4 separate regions of the Homo sapiens genome follow, and regions 2, 3 and 4 are each linked to region 1. A link is a loop called in an ENCODE intact Hi-C map of the cell type or tissue named here. Cell type or tissue: GM12878. All regions are shown on one strand. Links, peaks and the distances in the headings refer to the core of each region. The heading gives the core; the rest is flanking DNA. Region 1 overlaps CFAP20DC-DT (CFAP20DC divergent transcript). Region 2 overlaps CFAP20DC-DT (CFAP20DC divergent transcript). Region 3 overlaps CFAP20DC-DT (CFAP20DC divergent transcript). Region 4 overlaps CFAP20DC-DT (CFAP20DC divergent transcript).

Region 1 (5,563 bases), core at 430-5,429:
TAGAGAAGAAGTTTTGTGTAGCCTTCTAACCAGAACCTACTGACAACACATGCAGGCCCTGCTGTAATTAAGTATTGATTTCATGTGATGTGTGTATACAGAGGAGGCTCATCTCATTTGTGGGCTGCTGTTATCTGTCAGTAGAACAAAATGTGTGATTATCAGTGGATGTCCTGTGGCTATCTATGGCATACTATAACCTCTCATCCATCTAATCGTAGAGACATTATGGTACGCCACTCAAGAGTGGGCCATTTGTCTTAACACGGCCCCTGCTGCAGTTGGCCTGCTTTTGTTCCCAGAAATAGCTGCACAGATTCTTCACTGAAACACCTTCTTAGTTCCAATTTGGTGCTGCCAGAATGGAGACCTAGCAAGGTCCATCCATGATAATGTAATATGGCTGTGACTTCAAATAAATGGAACACCAGGCATTATTCCTCTTCTGCTTTCTTTGAGGCAGTCACACCTCCTGACATTATTCTGGTTACCTTGCTGAACCCAGGAGAAGGGAACAAGTAATTGTGGATGGAACAAAGTTCACCTTATAAACATTGTCAGGAAATGCTGGAGGTTCTTGAGTCCGCCATCATCTTTATGCAGCATTCATGGCTCCCAGGCTGAACTGAGAATGCTCTGCTTTTTAGATTTGAGGGGGAAGCTATATTGGGTCAGAAAGGGGCTTCATGCCCACTATGGGAATGAGAGCCTGAGGAATTGAATTCTGAGTCTTTCTTAATTGTGTGATTTCTCTTTCTGCTTGACAGTTTCATCTCTACTGAGCCACTGGCTGTCTTTACTAGGAACTTTCTCCTAACAGCAGAATGAGAGTTTCTAAATAAAGACATGAACTTTTTGTGTAGGTGTCTTTGCTTATTTGGCATTTTCCATCTTGGGGTGGGAGGTTGGATGGAATAGCTTTCGTAGGTAGTGCTTTTGCTGTCCCTACTTGCTCAAAATATCGGCCTGGGGTATCAAGAACTGAACCAATTAAAAAATCTTGTTTCCTGTGCTGGTGCTCTTTCCTTTAACACAGTGGTTTTCTCTCTTACCTACTGCTACCCAAAGTTATTTCCATTAGGTGTTTCTTTCCTGCTGCCATGTAAAAAGATTAAAAATAGTATTGTAGACAGACTGAATTTAGGGGGAAATTTTTCGGTCCTGTGCACCATTGTGGATTATGTCTTTGAAGCTCACACTGAACTCCTCAAGCTCCATTTTAAGTGTCATTTTATCACATCCCATTCACTTGAGTCCAGAGTCCTGAGCTAGGGAATGGCAGATAATTGCCAATCCCACCATGAAAGTGTTATCTGCATATTAAACACGTCACTCAGGAATCCAGTGAATGAGTCAGAGACAAAAGTTTAAAATAAGATCATCATTCTTGCAGGTCCTCCTTCCATACATTGCAGCAGGAGTCTGTTAGGGACCATATCGAAAAATAGAATTGCAGAAATCAAGTATGTTTCTTTCAGTACCTCTAGGTGGGGAGTGGAGGGTCAGTAGGAGAGAAAATATAGGCTTTGGGTTGAGAGGGATCTGGGTTCGATTTCCCAGCTCTGTGATATTAAACAAATCAATCACTCATCCCTAAGGAGTCTCAGTCTTCTCATCTATAGAACATGGGCAAAATACTGATCTTGCTGGTCAGGAAGATTAAACAGGCATCACCCGTAAAGCCACCTAGCTCATGCCACGCATAGAGGCATCCGGTGGCACATTGCCCTCAACACTGGGTGAATACCATTTTGAGTTAATTACAGCTCTGATTTCACAGACCATTTCCAAAGTTTAATTGTATTTCTTTCATGCAGTCATTTGAACTATCTACAGCGCGTTTCTTGTAGGTTACACCTGGCTACTGGAAGACGTCCTAGGTGATTGTTCAAAGGGGCCCATTGAGAGGTGAGTGATGAGGCTGGTGAGAATTCTGTGGTGTGCTTAAGAGTCTTCTGGGCATTTGCTAAATCTAGTCAGATTCTAGGACTCAACCCCAGAGAATCTGATACAGCGTTTGAAGAGGGGACTCTGAAATTTGCACAATGAAGGTTCTCCTCAGGTACTTACAATGTAGAGGCCTTTCGCACTAGACTTCAAAACACACTGCCAGAAACATGCCCACAGAAGAACCGCTAACGACTTAGTGATATGGAAGGGGGGCAGAGAGGTGCTGGGAAGAAAAGGACATGGTCCCTGGTGAGGGTTCCACCCCCGGCCGGTGCCCACGGACCTAGGTGAGAAGAGGGACTCCTGCATTTGTGGCCAAATATTGCATTTCCCAGGACCACCCTGGCCTGCCACACTGTCATCCTGTGCCTATAAAAACCTAGAAACCCTAGCAGGCAGACACAAAGGTGGCTGGACGTCAAGAGGAGCACATCAGCAGAGGAACACATGGGTGGCTGGATGTCGAGAGGAATGCACCAGTGTAGCACAACACCAGCACACTGGCAGGCCATCGACTGGCAGAACAATGCGGAGTGTGGCTGAGGTGGTTGGAAAAGAGTCGGGCGGCCAAGCGGCCGTACTCCACGGGAAAACCATCTCCCTTCTGGCTCCTCCATCTGCTGAGAGCTACTTCCATGCAATAAAACCTTGCATTCATTCTCCAAGCCCATGTATGATCCGATTCTTCTGGTACACCAAGGCAAGAATCCCAGGATACAGAAAGCCCTCTGTCCTTGTGATAAGACAGGGGTCTAATTGAGCTGACTAACACAAGCCACCTATGGATGGCTAAACTAAAACAGCACCCTGTAATACACACCCACTGGGGCTTCAGCTGTAAACATTCACCGCTGGACACTGCCGTTAGGTTGGGGCCCCACAGCCTGCCCGTCTGTGTGCTTCCCTAGAGGTTTGAGTGGCAGGGCACTGAAGAAGCGAGCCACACCCCCATCGCACGCCCTGCAAGGGGGACAAGGGAACTTTTCCTGTTTCACTAGGATTGACCACTGGGAAAATGCCACTCATGGGAGATGAGACAGCAGCCATCCAGTCACCAGAGAGCTGTGATATCCAGTCACCAGAGAGCTGCGATATGGACAAGCATGGGATTTGTCCTGGAGCCCCAGGGGTCAAAACAGAGCCTGATGGGTAGAAATTCCAGGGAGCAAATTTCCATTTAATATAGATGAGTGCTTTTCTAAGAATTAAAGGTGTCCAAGTGTGGCCTATGTAGCTCCAGGGGAAATGAACCTTCCAACTCAGGAGAAATTTAAATTTGTCTGTCTGAGTGACCTCTGGGAATTTTATAGAGAGGAGATTATCGCATGCTCTTAGCCCCCAATGGCACCCGAATTACTCTTATTGCCATTGCTTATACCTTTAGGTCCAGTGTGTTCACTCTCACAGATATTTGTTACCCATTTACTCAGTGCCTGATTCTATGAGGATGAAGCAGGAAAGTGCTCTGCAAATCCAGGACAGAGTGTGATTTTCGCAGATGCTGTTATTAGAAAAGAAAATGTCGGGTTTCACTTTCCATATGGAAAGAGGTAGTAGGTATTTCTGGTAATGAGAAGAGAGGGAGGGATTACTCATTGGAAGAAAGAGGTAATGAGTAAGCTAGTTCCGCTTTGAGAAGAAAAATGCTTTCACAACAGCTTTTAACAGATTGATTAAGCAAAGTTTTCGTTTTGTTTCAAATAATTATTTGTTTTTCTGCCTTTCTCTTCAGAGCTGTGAAATTCTAGACGTCTCTTAGAAATAAAATGGGTTGCTACACACTTATTTTTCTCAGCTCTATATACATTTCTCCTTCTTCTTTGAAATTTGTGGCCACCATTAATGTATATAGGATGTTCTCATTTTGATTTTCAGTTGAGACACTGCAGACTTTTATGAGGGATGCTTTGGATCAAGCAAGAGACACTGAGTAGTTTCCTTCCTTCCAAGATTTCAAAGCAACAGCACCATATTGAGTCTAAACTCAAAGCCTTTGTTCAGAAGCCAGCAGCTGGCTACTCACACCAAGATGGCATTGGATGTTTTTGGAGTGGGATATCCAGGTGACATTTTAATAAAAGCTTTCATGGGCCAATTATTTAATCTATAGAGTTTTATAATTAGCTGACTTTGAAACCTTATTAAACCCCATGTGCAAGATCATGTGAAATTGTACCTCAAGTTTGATTTTTCTTTGTTGTACCCCTCTTCTCTCCTACTTCCTTGATAGTTGCTATTTGTTTGATATTTTTAAAAATTTCTTATTGACACACAGATCCATCCACAAAACAAAGTCATAAAGGCACCTTGATCTGTAAAGTGTTCTGAGTTTCTTAAAACTCTAGTACAGAATGAGAGTCTCTAGAAGGTAGAAGGCCTAGTTTTGGAAGTTGCCATCAGCATTGGATTTTTGCCGAATAGTGCTATATATGTTCAATAATAAAGTTTTCTGTTTTTGTCAACTATTTCTTATGGAACTATTCTCTGTGATGCTGAGGTTACAGAAAAATATCATTTTTCTGTCACTGTTGGTGTTCTTCAGGACCTCACTTTTAAATAGATGTCCTTTTGAAACCTAGGTGGTTATGTGCATCAGAAAAACACCTTATCCTGTGCCCCATTGGGTGACTTGGACAAAGTAACACAATTTTGGTGGGGGAAATGGTACATATTATGTTTCATAGGAGCCAGATTCCAATAGTAACCATCTGACCCTTGTGATCCTATGTTTTCAATTTTCCTATAAAAGAACGCAACAAACAGTGCTGCTCAAGCCTATTTTTCTATTAAGTGTTCTTTGATTCGTGAGTTGCTGGGTAGATTTTCCATTCTCAGTGTTAGAAGACACGAACATCAAATACTTTTCTCTTAGAGTAACTTCTCATGCAACTGTCTCATGGCATATGCTAAAAGAAAAGAAAGTTCCTTACGTATGAGTACAGAGAAACGGAGCATGATTTTAACCTTGGTTTCAGGTTTTGTTATTTAGTCTTTTTGACTTGAATATGAACTCAAGTGTTTGCTAATTAAAAGAATAAACACAGCAGCCATTGCTCCGCCAAAATACGTTTATCGAGTGCCTATCTTGTGCACAGTCCTTTGCTAGGCTCTGTTTATATAACATATCCTATTTAAAAGGCTGCTTGATAAATAAGCAGTTTGGAAATCCCTGGTGGGAGGTAGGTGGCGATATTCAGTGTAGCTTCCCCAGCTGCCACCTGGAACATGAGTCTGAGAATGTCTATGCAGGAAGATGATTAATTTCAAAAATCATTTCTAGGAAATTCTCTGGATCTTTATATAATTCCCTGGCCTCCAGGGAAAGAAGTTAAGATAACTTGAATTACTTGCCTTGGTAAAAATGTTGAACTGAATCCTGATCTCATTTCTTGCCTCCCCTTCCTTTTCTCTTCTTTCTAAATCAAAGAACAGTTTGACACTAATATGGTTGTTGTATTATTTATCTATTGCTGCGTAACAAGTTGACCCAACCTTAGCAGCTTAAAACAACTAACATCTATTATCACATAGTTTCTGGGAGTCAAGAATTCAAGAGAGGCTTAGTAGCTAAGTGGTTCTGGCTCAGGATTTCTCAGGAGGTTCTGGCTTAGGA
Region 2 (5,563 bases), core at 250-5,249, 180 kb after region 1:
GAGGGGCAAGTGGTGAATGAGAGCGTGCTGGATTCTGTGGTCCCAGGCAGGCTCTGTGAGGTGTGGGTGTGCATGAGAACAGTGTTTTATTTTTAAAGATACTTCCTCAAGAGATTGTTCATTAGGGAGTCCAACCTTTTCCTTGCTGTTCTCTGCTGCAAACATGACCTGATTCTGGAGATGGAGTTTGGAGGGATGTTAAAATCTAAGAGTCAGTGGAGTTGAAGAAGGCAGGAGTTGGGGGGTACAAAAATGTCCCACAGGCCTTATGGTTGATGAGTGAGTCTACATAGTTGTGGTTGGTCTTCTGGGCAGACAAACTGGTGTTGGTAATGGTTTTCATTCCAATGGCTCTGAAGGAGTGATTCTTGGTATACAGTACACTGATGTGCATTTGAATTGTGGTCTGTTTCTGCCACCAGAGCATCGCCACTTGTGATTGGTCCAGAGACTAAGGCAGTTAGGGAACACTGAGCCTGGATCTACCCAAATTCCTCAGGTAGGAGGTGGGGTTGCCATTTTCTAACTCTGAACAATCACATGCCTCTGCATGATACTGATGATAAGCATCTACTTGGACAAGGCTACCAGATTTAAAAATCTTTGTTGGTAGGTAGATAGGCAGGTAGATGTCTTAGTTTGTTTTTTAATGCTATAGCAGAATACCTGAGGCTACATAATTTATGAAGGGAAAAGGTTTATTTGGCTCACAATTCTGGAGGCTGGAAGTTCAAGATTTGGCAGCTACATCTGGTGAGGGCCTCAGGCTGCTTCAACTCATGGCAGAAACTGTGCAAAGAGATCACACAGCGAGAGAGAAAAACCAGGGAAGCCAGACTCTTTGTAACAACCCACTCTCCTGGGAACTAATCCATTACTAAGAACTCATTTAGCTCCTGGGAGGGCATTAATTTATTCATAAGGGCTCCACCTCCATGACCCAGACACCTCCCATTAGGCCCCCACCTGCCAACACTGCCACATTAGGGATCAAATTTCAACATGAGTTTTGGTAGCGCAAACCATACCAAGATAGACATACAGGCTGACTGATAGATGGCTGGCTGGATGGGATGGATTAGCAGGTGGATATAACTATGCAGAGAGATGTAATAGAAAAAAGAACACTTTATAAGGAGTACAATGAGGGGAATATGTTCTTTTACGACCCTTGTTTGCAACTTATTAAAAGTCAACATGCTGGTTGGGTGGTGTTTTATAATTGCAAAGCAGAAGGTCTAAATAAATAGGAAGTTCTACCAAAGATTTAATTAACCTAACCTGTAAAACCTCTTTAATTGATCTGTATAATCAACAAATGATTAATACATCATTTAGAATGAGGTGTCACAAAGGGGAGGCTGATAAACTTAAAACCCCTTTGTCTAGGCTTAAGAGAATTTCTCAAGAAGCAAGAGAGCTCATTTCTCCTGTGATAACACTATTTCTCTCCACTTATAAAATGACATCAGCTGCATAATGAGCAGATTAGGCACAGAATCACCAACATAGTACTGCACCTGCTAATGCAATTAGCCCCGTGTGCTTTCCTCCTGGGAGAAGCAGACACAGGTTATACGCAGAATGCAAGGGCAGCACCTGAACTAAGTGGGCTGCTTTGTCCATAACAACATGTATGTGGTTTGGCTGATTTTAGAGAGCATGAAGGAAGGGGAAGAATGGTTATGATTCTCTCCCCAGAACCAGTAGTCCTTTCTTCATGTCTGTATAGACATGCATAATATGTCAACCTGAACACCTTCCTTTTGTGTGAAACACATCTCTCCTGCTTCTTTAGGGGGTCGTTTTTTCCGTACTCCAACTACATGATTCTCATAAGGGCTTCTAAACACAGTACCCACTCTCAGGAATGGGCACAAGATTCAAGCGGGCCAATCATAGTAGGCCCAGGCCATGAGTCAAGCCAATTAGAATTCTTCTCAGGAAATTTTTAAGAGGGTGTCACTTTTTTTCTTTAGTTGTATAGCTATGAGGATTGGCTATTTGGGAGAACAAAGCCAGCTTGCAGAAAGGAACATGTGATGGTGATACTGAATGTTAACTTGGTTGCATTGAAGGATGCAAAGTATTGTTCATGGGTGTGTCTGTGAGGTTATTGCCAAAGGAGATTAACATTTGAGTCAGTGGACTGGGAAAGGCAGACCCATGCTCAATCTGGGTGGGCACCATCTAATCAGCTGCCAGAGAAGCCAGAATAAAAGCAGGCAGAAGAACATGGAAAGACTAGACTGGCTTAGTCTCCCAACCTACATTTTTCTCCTGTGCTGGATGCTCCCTGCCCTCGAACATCGGACTCCAAATTCTTCAGCTTTGGTACTTTTCCGCTTACACAAGTGGTTTGCCAGGGGCTCTCAGGCCTTTGGCCACAGACTGAAGGCTGCACTGTCAGCTTCCCTACTTTTGAGGTTTTGGGACTCAGACTGGCTTTCTTACTCCTCAGCTTGCAGATGGCCTATTGTGGGACCTCACCTTGTGATCATGTGAGTCGATACTCCTTAATAAACTCCCCTTTTTGTAAACATCTATCCTATTAGTTCTGTCCCTGTAAAGAACCCTAATAGAGAATAGAAGTAAGAAACAGCTAGAAAAAGAGGAGTCCAGAGTCCAGATAATACTTAAATCATCAAATCTCCCCGGCTTCCCTGATCCTTTCCTTTCTGAGACTTGGCTGCTCAGCATGTCCAGACCTGTGCACTTCTTCCGGCATTCTTTCAGTAAGTACTTAACGTTCTCAGGCTGTCTGATCTAGGTTTTTGTCATTGGCAAAGAAATGAGTCCTAAATAGCTTTTCTTCTTTCACACTCACTTACCTAATGAGTAACTGAGTAGGTAATGAATACCTACTTACAAATGCATAAGGCCTCACATTTGCCCTAAAGGACCTGATGCTTTGCGGGGGAGACTGAAAGAGACAACAGTGGCATAGTTTGGTTAGGAGGATGATGTGACATGAAAACATTTGTCAAAACATGAAAACCCAGTTTGGGTTGTGATACATTAAGTTTTCTTTCTTTCTTTCTTTTACTTTAAGTTCTGAGATACATGTGCAGAACGTGCAGTTTTGTTACGTAAGTATACAAGTGCCATGGTGGTTTGCTGCACCTGTCAACCCGTCATCTAGGCTTTAAGCCCTGCATGCATTAGGTGTTTGTCCTAATGCTCTCCCTCCCCTTGCGCCCCCACCCCCTGACAGGCCCCAGTGTGTGATGTTCCCCTCCCTGTGTCCATGCGTTCTCATTGTTCAACTCCCACTTATGAGTGAGAACATGTGGTGTTTGGTTTTCTTTTCCTGTGTTAGTTGGCTTAGGATGATGGCTTCCAGCTTCATCCATGTCCCTGCAAAGGACATGATCTCATTCTTTGTTATGGCTGCACAGTATTCCATAGTGTATATGTGCCACATTTTCTGTATCCAGTCTATCTCTGATGGGCATTTGGGTTGGTTCCAAGTATTTGCTATTGTAAATAGTGCTGCAATAAACATGTGTACATGTGTCTTTACAGTAGAATGATTTCTAATCCTTTGAGTATATACCCAGTAATGGGATGGCTGCTTCAAATGGTATTTCTGGTTCTAGATCCTTTAGGAATTGTCACACTGTCTTCCACAATGGTTGAACTAATTTACAGTCCCACCAACAGTGTAAAAGCATTCCTATTTGTCCACAGCCTCGTCAGCATCTGTTGTTTCCTGACTTTTAAATAATCACCATTCTAACTGGCATGAGATGGTATCCCGTTGTGGTTTTGATTTGCATTTCTCTAATGACCAGTGATAACACTAAGTTTTCTTAAAATGATTCTTAGGTTAAATACTTTCCTTGTATTCTACCATGTGAATTGGTGTTTTTTATTAAAATATTTTAAATTTTTTAAAGCTTTTTCAGTCAAACAAGTATGGAAAATGTCAAATTAAACCAAAATAAGTAGAATTCTTTGCTGCAGAACTTGTTGCTGATGCACTTTGGAGTATCATAGAGACAAATTGAGTATGCAGGGATTCCCAAAGTTCCTGAAGCAAATGCATTTTTCTTGGAATGTCTGATCAAATTTCAGAGAAGCAGTGTTGACTTGAACACAGTTTGGGATCTCCATTCGATCATTATGAGCTCCCCAGTACTTCCTGAAAGAATGTTGGGGGAAGCGCACCAGTCTGGACATGCTGAGCAGCCAAGTCTCAGAAAGGCAAGGATCAGGGAAGCTGGGGAGGTTTGATGACTGAAATGTTATCTGGACTCTAGACTCCTCTTTTTCTAGCTGTTTCTTACTTCTATATTAGGGTTCTTTAGAGGGACAGAACTCATAGGAGAAAGGTATATATAAGCTCTCTACTCGATGATTATGAGCTTCTCAGTTGGTGTAGGCTAAGATCCTGGCAGAGGTAGGCATGGGAGAAGCTCTGGATTAGTTGAATCCCAAGGCATCATCCTCTCTCTGCTACCATTGTGGGAAGGGTACCAGAGCAAATCTTCCTTCTTGCTGGGATTAAGCAGCATGCTAAGCCCTCAAAAGGAGTTCCTATATTACAATATGAAGAGCTGTTTTACTTTCTTTACGCCTAAGGTGGCACTACACGATGAGCAATAGATGTCATCTATATGGATGTTTAGAGGCATGAACCATAGAGGAAGATGGCAAAAGCTCCCACTCTTCTTTACCTCCTTTGAACCTTAAAAAAATTCCATAGAAGTTTGCATTACGATTTTCCCCTTTTCATTGCAAATACTTTTATAACAAGATATTGCTTCAACTACAGCACACTGCTGGGAAAAAACTGCAGATGGGAAGGCTGAGGCTAAATGCCACTGACAGGCAGGGGAGCTTCCTGTTGGCTCCAACATTTAGCTCTGATGGTTCGATGGACATTTGAGAATTGGAATTTATGAAGTAGAGGAATTTCTGCATATTCACCTTGATACTGTAGCATCAGAAGGTCACCAGAATGCAGCCCCCACTTTTAAGGAAGTGGAAGATGAAGGTTTCCATTTATACTCTGGTTCATTGTCTCAATTTGGTACATTTTTATGCTTTTGCTACTTATTGATTTGAGCAACTGAATTACTCTTTGGCAAACAGGGCTGCATTAATGCGTTAAAAGCTCATTATGAGGATAATGGACACAAAGTAAAAAGGAATCAAATGATGTGAGTGTTAAAGGTTTTTCCCTAGACAGCTGAGAATAAATTGAAAACAAATTCAATTAAAATAACATTCAGCCTTTTTTATTTCTTCCATGGAGTGCTTCCTCTGAAGGAGGTGCCTAAAGCTAACATGCTGCTTTGAAGGGCTACCCCGTCCTGCACCAGACAGACGTGGGAAGACCAATGCAGAACGTGTGTCCATGATGGGCTGATTTAGGAAGCTGTTCTCTAAAGCCACACGTTTCTGCCTCCTGCAGATATCTCTATGTCTGTTTGCCATATCCCTTTCTGCTTTCTTTTGGTTAAAAATCAGAAGACCCCTCAAAGCAAGGCAAGCTTCCCATCATGTAATAACCTTCCCGCATCTCAGCCTTATGCCCCAAGCTGAAATCTGGGTCTAT
Region 3 (5,563 bases), core at 262-5,261, 94 kb after region 1:
ATTTTTAGGACACTCCCTGCCCCAAGAACACATATGCATGGGCATGTAGTCCCATGCAAACTTACATACTCCCACCAAAACCAAAGAACACGTGAAATGGACTGGTCACATTTGAGTAAAGTGGTCACCTAGGAACAGTGAAGGAGCAAAGGTGAACCCTCACTGAGAGTAACCTGCCTCATTTACTCCATCCTGCTCAGTTCCACTGTCTTTCCTTAGCCATTTTGTTTGTGGGAGGCAACCCTTTCTTGGGATGAAAGCACTGTCCCCACAGCACAGTGGAAGTATCCTAGGGTAGGCTGTCTTAGCCTTTATCTGTCAATAACACAACAATATACTGCATCTTCCCTAAGTCAGTAGTTGTCTCTTCTCTTGACGATAACAAGTCTCAATGGTGGTGCTCTCACATGGGTTGGGGACTCCTCAGCTGTAGCAAAGATAAGGCCAGGTAAGGGCTATACTACTGAAAAAACCAGCTGGGAATAACGTAGTTTATCCCAAACTCCCGCGGATTGACAGGATGGTGGCACTTGATAATTGCTGCCTTATGGAATGAGAGACCAGCCACATATTTTACGGGACATAAACAAGGGCATTGGCAAGTGAACAGGTGGGTGCAACATAAGATTGACAGATAAAATACAGGATTCCCAGTTAAATCTGAACTTCAGATGAACAAGTAATGTTTTAGTTTAAGTAGATCCCAGACAACCCAGTTATATTGGAGTTTTTAAAAAACTCTCTCATATATATGTATACACACACACACACACATATATATATATATATGAAGGTCCTGAAAAGTGTCTTTCTAGTGAGTATGAAATGATAAAGTGTTGACTATCCATGTCAGTCATGATTACTAACTTTTAATTTTTATTTTATTTCAGTAGCTTTTGGGGAACAGGTGTTTTTTTTGGTTACATGAATATGTTCTTTAGTGGCGATTTCTGAGATTTGGTGCACCCATCAACTGAGCAGCTTATACTGTATCAATATATAGTCTTTTATTCCTCACCCCCCTGCTAACCTTCCCCCCAAGTCCCCAAAGTCCATTGTATTATTCTTATCCCTTTGCATCCTTATAGTTTGGTTTCCATTTATAAGTGATAGCATACGATGTTTGGTGTTCCATTCTTGAGTTAGTTCACTTTGAATAATAGCCTTCAACTTCTTCCACATTTCTGCAAAGGCCATTATTTCATTCTGTTTCATGGCTGATTAGTATTCCATGGTTTTTACATACCACGTTTTCTTTATCTACTCAAAACAATTTTTTATTTAGCATAAGTAAAGTCCCATGCAGTATTTGGCCAAGAGGATCAATTCGGGGGGTGGGAGAAAGCCCCATGACTGACAGTCCTTTTATGTTACACGGAATCTGGGAAGCACTTCCAATGGAAACAGAAGAAAGGGTGAGGAAAAGTGTGTTGACATAAAGAAACACCTTCACCAACAAAAAGGAAACACAATGATCATAGTCCCTACAGATGAAATAATTGAAATTAGGCTAAAGGGAAAAGATAAGTAATCATTTTGATCCCTAAATGTTTTGAGTTGTGCTTTAATCTCTAAATTTTGGAACATTTTTCTTACAGTTATTCACCATGAGTAGATTAACTTAAGTAAATGTCACTATTTACTCTCAAATTTATTTTTTGGAAAAACTAGCGGTAAGAAATGTACTCTCATCCAGGTTCATTTCATTTGCACTCTCCACACTTCCTAATCTTTTCTAGCTATTTTCACATGTTTTAAAAAAAATGCTCACCATTTCCAACCGTAACCGGAACCAAGCAAGTATTTAATCATTTAATGCAGTTCTCTATTGACTTCCCAGAGGGAAATCTGGGGATTTTGAATGGAAATTCAGAGCAATGTCTGTGTTGCCCTTGCCCCACTCAGATTCCACTTCTCCCTAATTTATGCCTTTCTTCTCAGAAGGAGTTCATCGAGTTCATTGCCAACTTCCACTGCTTCATTACCAAATGTGAACCTCCCCCTGGCACTAGGCTTACTTTAGCATTTTTTCCTCAGGTGAGAGCGTGAAATGTCTCAGTTTAATCACTTGTGAGCAGAGAGGGCACCAGATAGCAACCCGGGCGCTCTCCCACCTGCAGCTTCGATAGGAAAGAATCAATCTAGCATATAAAAGCAGGCACAGATAAATTGCTAAACACTGTAGTACAATGACGGCATACATCTCCGGAATGAGAATCTTCAAAATCAATAAGAATTGAAATTGAAAAAGGAAGAATTGTAGCTGTCAAAATGCAGGATGCTGGCAGGTTATTCACGTTGAGGTCCATTTTGGCTTTTCTAGCCCAGGAGAATCATCTGTTAAGAAAAGTTGTCTCTAGGGTGACCTTTGTTATGTCTCTTTGAAAAAACATTGTGTCTCAGCCTAGGGACTGGATTCTTCTTCCAAATCATAATTGACCTTATCCTTCATGTCATGTTAGGGGACATTCCCCTCAGCGAGAGAGGGAAGCCCGAAGGAGAATTAGAAGCCAGTGTTCAGAGGCTCATGTGGGGAGGGGGCCTGGGTATAGTGAGGCCATGTGGGCTGGAAGGACTTTAGTTTTTGACCAAGTTTTACAATCTGTTCTATCATTTTCTGAAATTTGAAATTCTAAAAAAATCAAGGAATGTACTACCATCACAATAATAATAGCCCATTATTTACTAAGTAATTATATGTGCCTGCATTGTGCAAAGCACTTGATATACATTCTTATATATGACAATAATGGTGATAATACTGATAATAGCTAAGTTTTTTAGTATGTATTTGATGGGCATTGTGTCATGAAAGCCTTATGCCACCCCTCCAAACTATGTACAATTACGATCCCATTTTACAGATAAACAGGCTTAAGAGTGGTTGAGTACCTTGCCCAATGTCACACAGTTGGTGGGGGCTGGGGTGGACATGAATCTCACTCTGTCTCGCTCCAGAATTTTCCTGCTTTGCTTCCTTCAGTCATGTTTTACATCTGTGCATGTTAGCATTTCTGGCAGCTGACAGTTGGGCTGCCTTTGATGTTTTTTTGTCCATGACTCATTCTACTGCCCTGCAATTTCCTCACCCCAAATGGTAGGAAGTCCTTCCTCATGCCCGGTCTACTTTCAGTTATAACTTCTTGGACATGTTTCTTTTTTTCACCAAACTTAGAGCAAAGGAGATATGGAATTTTCCTTTTGGCATTTGGAAATCTGTAAGAATCGCCATCATGTGATTTAGCGTGTGTGTGTGGTTTTTTAAAACTAACATACAACCATTCACAAATTAACCACTGTACGTGTGTCCTGAAAGCATGTTTTAAACCTCATCTTCATGTAATGATTAAAAACAAAAGTTTGTTGCCTGGAAGACCCACTAGGAGTGCAAGTAGCAGCAGGGCACAGAGGAGAAAGAACTTGTCACAAACCGTGGGAACCAGAAACCTGTCCTGTCTCTCAGTTATGAGATGAAATTCAAACTGTGAGGCTCTACTTTCTGTATATCTGCATTTTAAAATGTATCTTTATTTTTCCAATCTTTTTTTTAAAGAAAGATTGTGTTAAAGGGATATATCTGGGTGCATAGGTTACCTTAAGATGTAACCAGTTAGCAGATTTGTTCAAAAGAACAATTTTGCTTTTGAAAGCAAAATTGACAGATTAATATCAATTTTTTTTTTTTAGCAAACTGTGTTTCTAAAACGTATACATTATCATTGGCTTGAGGACTGAGGGACTAAAGTCTATACACATATATTTTTCATGAGCACGATGTTTGTCTTTCAAATAGAGGTTTCATCGGTAATGGTCTCTAGGGCAGGGTGCTTCAAACTGGAAAGTACAGGAGGCACCTGGGGATCCAGTTAAAATAAAGGTTCTCATTCCAGAGCTCCAGGGTGAGACCTGAGACTGCATTTCTCCCAGGTGACATCAATGCAGCTGATTAGGGTTCATACTTTGAGAAGCAGGGCTCTCTACTACCATACAGATTTTGTTACCATGAAGAATATATAAGGAACATTATATACTAGGCGCTAATTCATATGTTGTTCAATAAATTGAACTGCTCTTTTTGTTTGCCTTTTTCCCTCCAAGATACAGTTGAATTAGTTACACAGACCTATATTCTCAGTTCTTCTGAAAGGCAAAGTAGACTTTAAATTGGCAATTGCTAATTTCAATGTAAAATATCTAAAAAGTTTAGAAGTGGGTATCAGCTTGACTTGTTTATAACTAACGAAGGGGTCTCAGGCTAAATTCTACAAGGCTGAAACTAACCAGTTGGCCAACATAAATGAGTATCTTATTTGAAAGAATCTTTTTACTACAGAATTTGGAAATTAAAGCTAAATTTGAAACCAACTTATATCCTTCTCCTTTTTCCTCATTTGTCCCCCAAATACTTTCTAACTTCCCACTCAACTTCTCTCAGCCTCTATGATTAAGGAGACTAACCTAGTAGTGGCACTTTACATTTTACTACTTGAGCAACATAATATTTAGAAATACTGCCTAAATATGACAGTGCATTTTGAGCCTTCGCTGCTTTAAAAACAAACAAAGGTTTACAGAGGAGAAACCTCGCAAATTCTACCTTGGCCAGGTGATGAAGCTTAGCATTGCTGGTGAGAAGTTTTATTGATAGCACATACCACTTAGTATGATATAACAAGAAAGGCATTCATGTTTGTGGCATTCTTGGCAAAACTCATAACCCCAAGCTAATCACAAGAAAACCAGCAGACAAACCTGAATTGTGGGATGATCTACAAAATACCTAACTGGTACTCCTCAAACTTGTCAAGGTCATTCCAAACAAAAACAGAAATTCTCACAGACCAGAGAAAACCAAGGAAACGTGAGGACCAAATGCAGTGAAGTTCCCTGGATTGAGTCTTGGGACAGAAAGAGGACATCAGTGAAAAAACGAGTAAAATCCGAATCATGTCCAGAGTTTACTAAATATTGATTTCCTGCTTTTGACAAATGTAACAGTAATGTGGTAACATTAGAGGAAACTCAACTGGGTGAGGGATATATAGGAATTTTATGTACCACCTTTGCAATGTTTCTATAAATCAAAAATGATACTGAAATGAAAAACTTATGTAAAATGATGTTGACACTAGGGAGGGAGTAGAAAGTGATAAGAATGCCTCATGGACACTTTTTTTCCCCTATAAAGTGTGTGTGTGTGTGTGGTATGCAGGAGTGTGTATTTTGCTAGTCATATACTGAGAAAAATAAAGTCATACAGAAAATCAAAGGCTACCACTGGTTCAAAAAGGAAGGCATGAGAACATATCAGTACCACATGGAAGGTGTCTTTAATAAAAAGGCCTTAGTCATGAAAGTTAGCCCAGATGCTCAGCTGACACTTACCAAATTGCTTTGAAAGAAAGCATAGTCTAGAGGAACTGTTGAAAAATCTGTCGAGTGACTAATCCCAAGTTGGATCCCAATAGAGGAAATTGGAGAGATCCATTAGGCAGGCGAGGCTGTTCATTTCCTCGGAATTATTGACCGTGGCAATGCCCTTGCTCCCTACGCATGTGCCACC
Region 4 (5,563 bases), core at 151-5,150, 140 kb before region 1:
TTTTTAAAACCTAATAAATTGTCAACAATTTCCCATATCAAAAATATTATTCTATAACATTTTGCATAATGACTTCTCGATATTCTATTTTAGAGATGCACAATAATTCATTTAATTCTCTAATGCCCCTTTTGATGGTGTGCAAAATTTTTATAACAAAGATGACCACTTGAACGCACATCCCTTTCTGATGCACTCTCTCTTTCATTCTGTGGACTAACACTGCAACTGGAAAGCTGGCAGGCCTGGAGCTCTGCTGGCACGTACAAACTTGTGGCATTGTCTCTGGGCCTTTGGATTCCTTGCTTTATAAACTTCCCATAGCTACCCAAATGTTGCGCCTCTGGTTTCCTTTCCTTTTCCAAACCACCATCCAGTTTTGTTGAGTACTGCATTTCAATACTTCGCCTAATAGGACGTGCATCCTGGGCTGAAACTGCAAACTTTTTTCCCTTAGGAGATTTTGGTTGATAATATAGGAATATAGCTTATTTTATTTTGCTAATTTTATGGAAGCTCCTGCCTATGACTTAATCTTTAGCACCTCTCAAATCAATTGATCAGAGGCAATTTAGAGAAAACATCTGTTTTCATTTCCTACCTAGTGACCAATAAGTGACTGTTTAGGAATAACTAAGTGTTCTCACTTTTAGCATGCAACAAGAACTGCGTGCCTCAGTTACTAGCATAGGAACTTGCTGTGTCCTGAGGGGAAATGTTTTTCTCTGTAGGAGGATAAGCTCCTTAGTAGCATGAACCTGAGCATAAATCAGAGCTTCATTAGCTTCAGGGACTATCCTTTTCGTCATCTAGAGAAATACACTTTTTAATTTGCTTGCCACTAAAAGTTTAAAGAGATCCCAATTATTTTTATTTATTCATCCAAGTCAGCTAGCCTAAGATGGCCTTACTCAAAGTCTCAGAATAAAATAAAAAAAAATTACCGGAATAAAAGCTGCTGTACAGTTTCCTAGGAAAGGTAGGTTATCTTTATCTGTAAAACATACTCAATTTAACTATTACATATGATTGACATTATGGTAATACTTAACTATTTTTATAAAAGTCTTCAGTATGCTCTGTCATTTGACCTTGCAGCCGGAATATCTTTATTTTATTGGACATTGGAGAGGAAGTTCTTAGAAAGGGCAGTGTTTTGTCTGTTGTCATAGAGTTAATCAGTGGTGAAGCCAGAATTTGAATCCCAGCCACAGACCTGTTTCTTATCACGAAGTCGAGGTGCTTGGCATTATCCAGTGTTCTGTACCCTCCTGCATATTTGAATTACCTGGGGAGATTTTTAAAAATACAAATTCCTGGACTCATCTCTCTCAGATATTCTGAGTCCTTAGGTCTGGGGCAGGGCCAGGAATCATTTTTTTAAAAGCTCCCTGGGTGATTCTACCATGCAGCTTAGGGGTTCTCCATTGCAGTTTCCCTCGGCAGAGAGGAAATAATATGCAATTAGCCACTAATCAAGAGAAGGAGCAGTTTAGCTCATAAGATAGAAAAGAATTATGTCTTTGTTTTGCTGTCCTGTCATGTCGTTAGAAAAAAAATCATGGGAGTTTAAAAGTCATTGCAGAGGAATTTAGCTTTTTATGAAGAATTATGGGATGGCAGAGCTTCTAGGCCCCCTGAGGAAATAAATCTGCCCACTTTTGGCTGGCGCATGACTCCTTTAACAGCTGTGTGTGGTCAGCAGTTTACCTTACAATTACCTTATCTTGACCTATCTCCTTTTGATGATGCAAAAGGATGTTAATCAAGGTTGACTCTTTTTTGGTTCATCCTAAGAATTGACCCCAATCAGTGAATCTCCGCTCTTTGTTTAAAGTTTTGAAGCACAAAGTTTTGACTGTTCCATTTATCTTTTCTGCCTCATCTGCAAAGGAATTGGCACGTCTCCAGGTCTCCAACTGTGTGGCTACTTCTCATGCTCGCATCTCAGAAAAGTGATGGAATTGTCTGTTGTACGCACATCAGCAATGTTCAGTCATGAATTGACTTCTTCGGACTCTAGTAGTGCCTCTTCATCAAGTCTGTGTGTATTTTTTCACCAGTGCTGATGCTTGATTTGTTATTCCTTGTCTCTGCTGCCTCAGACAGGCCTTCCCGGGATTCTAGTCCTATGTTGTTTGTCTCTATTCATGTGCGTCATTATTGTGTAACTGCCCACATTTTAAATAATTGGCTTTGAGGAGGTGAGAGGCACCCAGGCAAAACTAAGCCCAGTCTTTCAGACCCACTTGCCGGTGTTGGAGTTGGCAGCACAAGCTGGGTATTCTGAGCTAAAATACTTCATCTCTTTGAGCCTCAGTCTCCTCATTTGGTTTGAGGACTAAATAAAGCAATTTAAGTCTCTGGCACACTATGGGTGCTCAATGTTAGTCTCTTTTTCTTGGTTTTTCTAAATTTGGTGTAACATGATTCAAATACTATTCACTACTTAGATAAACCTGACTGTGTTATCTTTGTTCTCATTAAATAGATCTGGTTACCCAACAATGCAGTTTCCTGAGCTCTGTATATTCTGACCAGAAACTACCCAGAATGTGGCCAGCCCTTAAAACTGCAAGTCACCTGGGAAGGGAAATAGTATTTATTAATACTCCACCCCACCCCATAAAACAAGATATGCGTGTGTGTGCACTCATGCATGCATGCACACACACACACACACACACACAATACTCAATGAACTGTGCTACTAGGGACTTTCCTCACAAAAACTTCATGAGGTAGGCAGCATTAATATTCTAACCTTATAGATTTGGATTTGAGACTTAGAGGATCTAATTTGCCCACGGATACACGGCCACTAATTAGTAAAGCTGGAATTCCAACCCTTATCTCTCTGATTCCAAAAATGGTTACCTCTTCAGTAGGCATCTTTTGGCTTTTTGGTAGGATATCTATTCAGAGAATAGTAAAAGAGATACTTGAACTACAAAGTGCAATTCATCATCTGCTTTCACAAGCTCCAACATTTCCATGAAATATTTGGATAGGGTGAGGTATGGCAACTTTGGGGGTGTGGGTGATTTGGTTCATAACTGTGTGTTTATGTGTGTGTTGGCATGGGTGTGTATCTGCAGCATGAATGTAATTATAATAACCCACTCACAAAACTCCTCACACTAAGGGGCAGAACTCTGTATGTTGAGAAACCACAAGTCTTTAAGTAAGAAATGTCTCACAGGAGTCAAATATCAACCAAACATCTGTGTGGCTAATCAAGGAGCTACAAGGCCACACTTAGTCAACAGGAAGAGTCCCTATAGAAAGACATCACTAAAAGCAGTGCCATATGATTTATTTGCTATAACTCAATTTCCATCTGTCTCATAAGGTGGATTGTGTACACACTGCACTGCAGGCATTCAGCCACGGTGGAAGCATACCAAGGAGCAGAAAACCTTCTCCTCCCTCGGGCTATTGGTGATATGCTCTGCTAAGAACCAGGCAGGGCCAGGGTGGCCTACAAGGAAATGCCTTGGGCCGTCTTGCCAAGACTTCATACCTTTAGGAGCTGGCTGGATCATGGGCCTTTGAACAAGGTTCTGTAGCAGTAATGGGGCCAGGTGGGTTTTAAGCATTCTGCTTTTCTCGGAGATTCCTTTGACTCACATTTGCAGACTCCAGATGGTAATTTTGCCACTTCAGGCAAGATGCTGTTCATAGTCCCTTAAATTTCTTACATAAATAAAGAATGAGCCAAATAAATACTTTCTTGCTATTGTGTGTTGAAGAAAATCAGGTGAAACTGAAACCCTTTCGCATTCTGTAAACAGTATACAAAATGTAGGAATGCTTAAGGCTGAGTAAAAACCAGTGTGATCCTATAAAACCAAGCCATTGCATAAGAACCAAAGAACTTCTAGAGCCTTCTGAAAATTAATGATTATTTTAGACAATATTAACCTTTATTTTTTGTAGGTAACAGGAACCTCATCTATTTTGTTTCAAAAGCTTCCTTGTTTAGGTTACTATAATATCCTCAACAGCTTTGAAGGAAGAGATTTTAAGAAACTATTTCTGTAGGAAAATTTCCTCCTTTGGCATTCCTTTTTGTTAGGCAAACCTATCTTATAGAAAGTCAGCACCATGACACATTTGCTGTGGAGAGAGAGGAAAGGAAGTCAAGGAGAGGGTACCCTCAGACAGGGTTATATGTTCTCCCTCCAGGACCCATAGTGATGATATGGTTTGTCTGTGTTCCCACCCAAATCTCATCTGGAATTGTGGATCCTGTAATTCTCACCTGTCGTGGGAGGGACCCAGTGGGAGATAATTGAATCATGGAGGCGGTTGCACCCACACTGTTTTTGTGGTAGTGAATAAGTCTCATGAGATCTAATGGTTTTATAAGGGGAAATCCCTTTTGCTTGCTTCTCATTCTCTCTTGCCTGCTGCCATGTAAGATGTGCCTTTCACCTTCCACCATAATTGTGAGGCCTCCCCAGCCACGTGGAACTGTGAATCCAATAAACCTCTTTTACTTTATAAATTACCCAGTCTCAGGTATGTCTTTATCACAGCGTGATAATGGACTATTACACAGAACATTTCTGAAGTACACTGTAGCTAGCTGTGTGACTTAGGGCAATTATTTAAAGACTCAGAGATTTAATTCCCTCACCCATGAAATGAAAATAATAATATATATCTTTTGGGTTTCTCTTGATGGATAACATGAAATTACAGAAAATCATGTTGTTACTCCAATGTGCTGAGTAGACAGGGTTCATTAAATATTACTTACATCTGAATCTGAATGTTAAAGTGTAATGCTGGAATGGGAAATGCAAGAGGACAATTCTTGTTTTGTGGGGTTGGCATATCTGCTGGGTGAGGAGGGCACTTCCTCATTAAATTACTCAGCAAACTTCACTGAGAGCCCATTGTGTTCCAGGCACAATGCTGGATGCTGGGGAGAGGGATGAATAAAAGAATCTCAGCTCACATGGAGCTCATGGCCTGGTTGGGGAGAGGGACATTTAAATAAATAAATCACTATCTGGTGCTGAGTGCAGCAACTGAATCATGTGCAGGGTAGAGAGATAACACAAAGAAAGTAAGGTCAACAATGTAAGGTCATGGGTTCAGTCTGATCTGCTGTCTGTTTTGGTAAATGAAGTTTTATTGGAACATAGCCTGCTCATTCATTTACCTATTGTCTATGGCCACTTTTACCCTTACGGTGAGTGCAGTCGGTTCTGCTCTAAGGATGCACATGCGTTTCTGAAAATCACCACACTATACACGATTGTGTAATAAAAAACACAAGGCCTATGGGGGAAATGGCACTGGGCACAGCACTCAAGAACTTGGCCAGTGACACATAAAAAAATGGATAACCTGAAAAAGATGACAACATATTTCTACACATGTAAAATGGTTAAGAAACATATAACAATACTACCACAAATATGGCCACTTGCCTTGAAAAAGCCCTGGCATTAGCCTGTAGAAGTGGGAGTGAGAAGCGCTGCAGCTCATGAGCTATTGTGGAGCGGTCAGAGGGGGTTATCTGGAATCCCAGGGAAAGTTGTAGCAGTGG

Evidence for each region. Peaks named below come from ENCODE experiments on the same cell type or tissue, not always from the same donor. Only the 100,000 strongest peaks of a DNase experiment are listed, where the experiment ranks them.
Region 2: a loop joins it to region 1, with 9 times the contacts of the local background. A loop is called at or near these places in 1 of 110 quality-filtered maps.
Region 3: it touches region 1 in a loop (7-fold over the local background); 1 of 110 quality-filtered maps calls a loop at or near these places.
Region 4: it touches region 1 in a loop (2.7-fold over the local background); 1 of 110 quality-filtered maps calls a loop at or near these places.

The regions. Positions count from the first base shown.
Region 1 is chr3:59,382,882-59,388,444 of GRCh38, forward strand. All of the region lies in intron 5 of CFAP20DC-DT (CFAP20DC divergent transcript), which reads left to right. Among named protein-coding and RNA genes, the nearest start is that of CFAP20DC-DT, 300 kb to the left of the region's middle. RefSeq lists an enhancer at 3,292-3,351 and a silencer at 3,522-3,581. In GM12878, for the core only: no CTCF peak of the experiment used is centred there; a DNase peak (open chromatin) is centred at 3,500; H3K4me3 peaks cover 572 bases; H3K27ac peaks cover 2,873 bases.
Region 2 is chr3:59,563,825-59,569,387 of GRCh38, forward strand. The region is part of intron 6 of CFAP20DC-DT (CFAP20DC divergent transcript); the gene reads left to right. Among named protein-coding and RNA genes, the nearest start is that of CFAP20DC-DT, 480 kb to the left of the region's middle. In GM12878, for the core only: no CTCF peak of the experiment used is centred there; a DNase peak (open chromatin) is centred at 2,877; H3K27ac peaks cover 1,499 bases.
Region 3 is chr3:59,477,530-59,483,092 of GRCh38, forward strand. All of the region lies in intron 5 of CFAP20DC-DT (CFAP20DC divergent transcript), which reads left to right. Among named protein-coding and RNA genes, the nearest start is that of CFAP20DC-DT, 390 kb to the left of the region's middle. In GM12878, for the core only: no CTCF peak of the experiment used is centred there; a DNase peak (open chromatin) is centred at 3,262; H3K27ac peaks cover 2,239 bases.
Region 4 is chr3:59,244,287-59,249,849 of GRCh38, forward strand. The region is part of intron 4 of CFAP20DC-DT (CFAP20DC divergent transcript); the gene reads left to right. Among named protein-coding and RNA genes, the nearest start is that of CFAP20DC-DT, 160 kb to the left of the region's middle. In GM12878, for the core only: no CTCF peak of the experiment used is centred there; DNase peaks (open chromatin) are centred at 2,655 and 3,235; H3K27ac peaks cover 1,771 bases.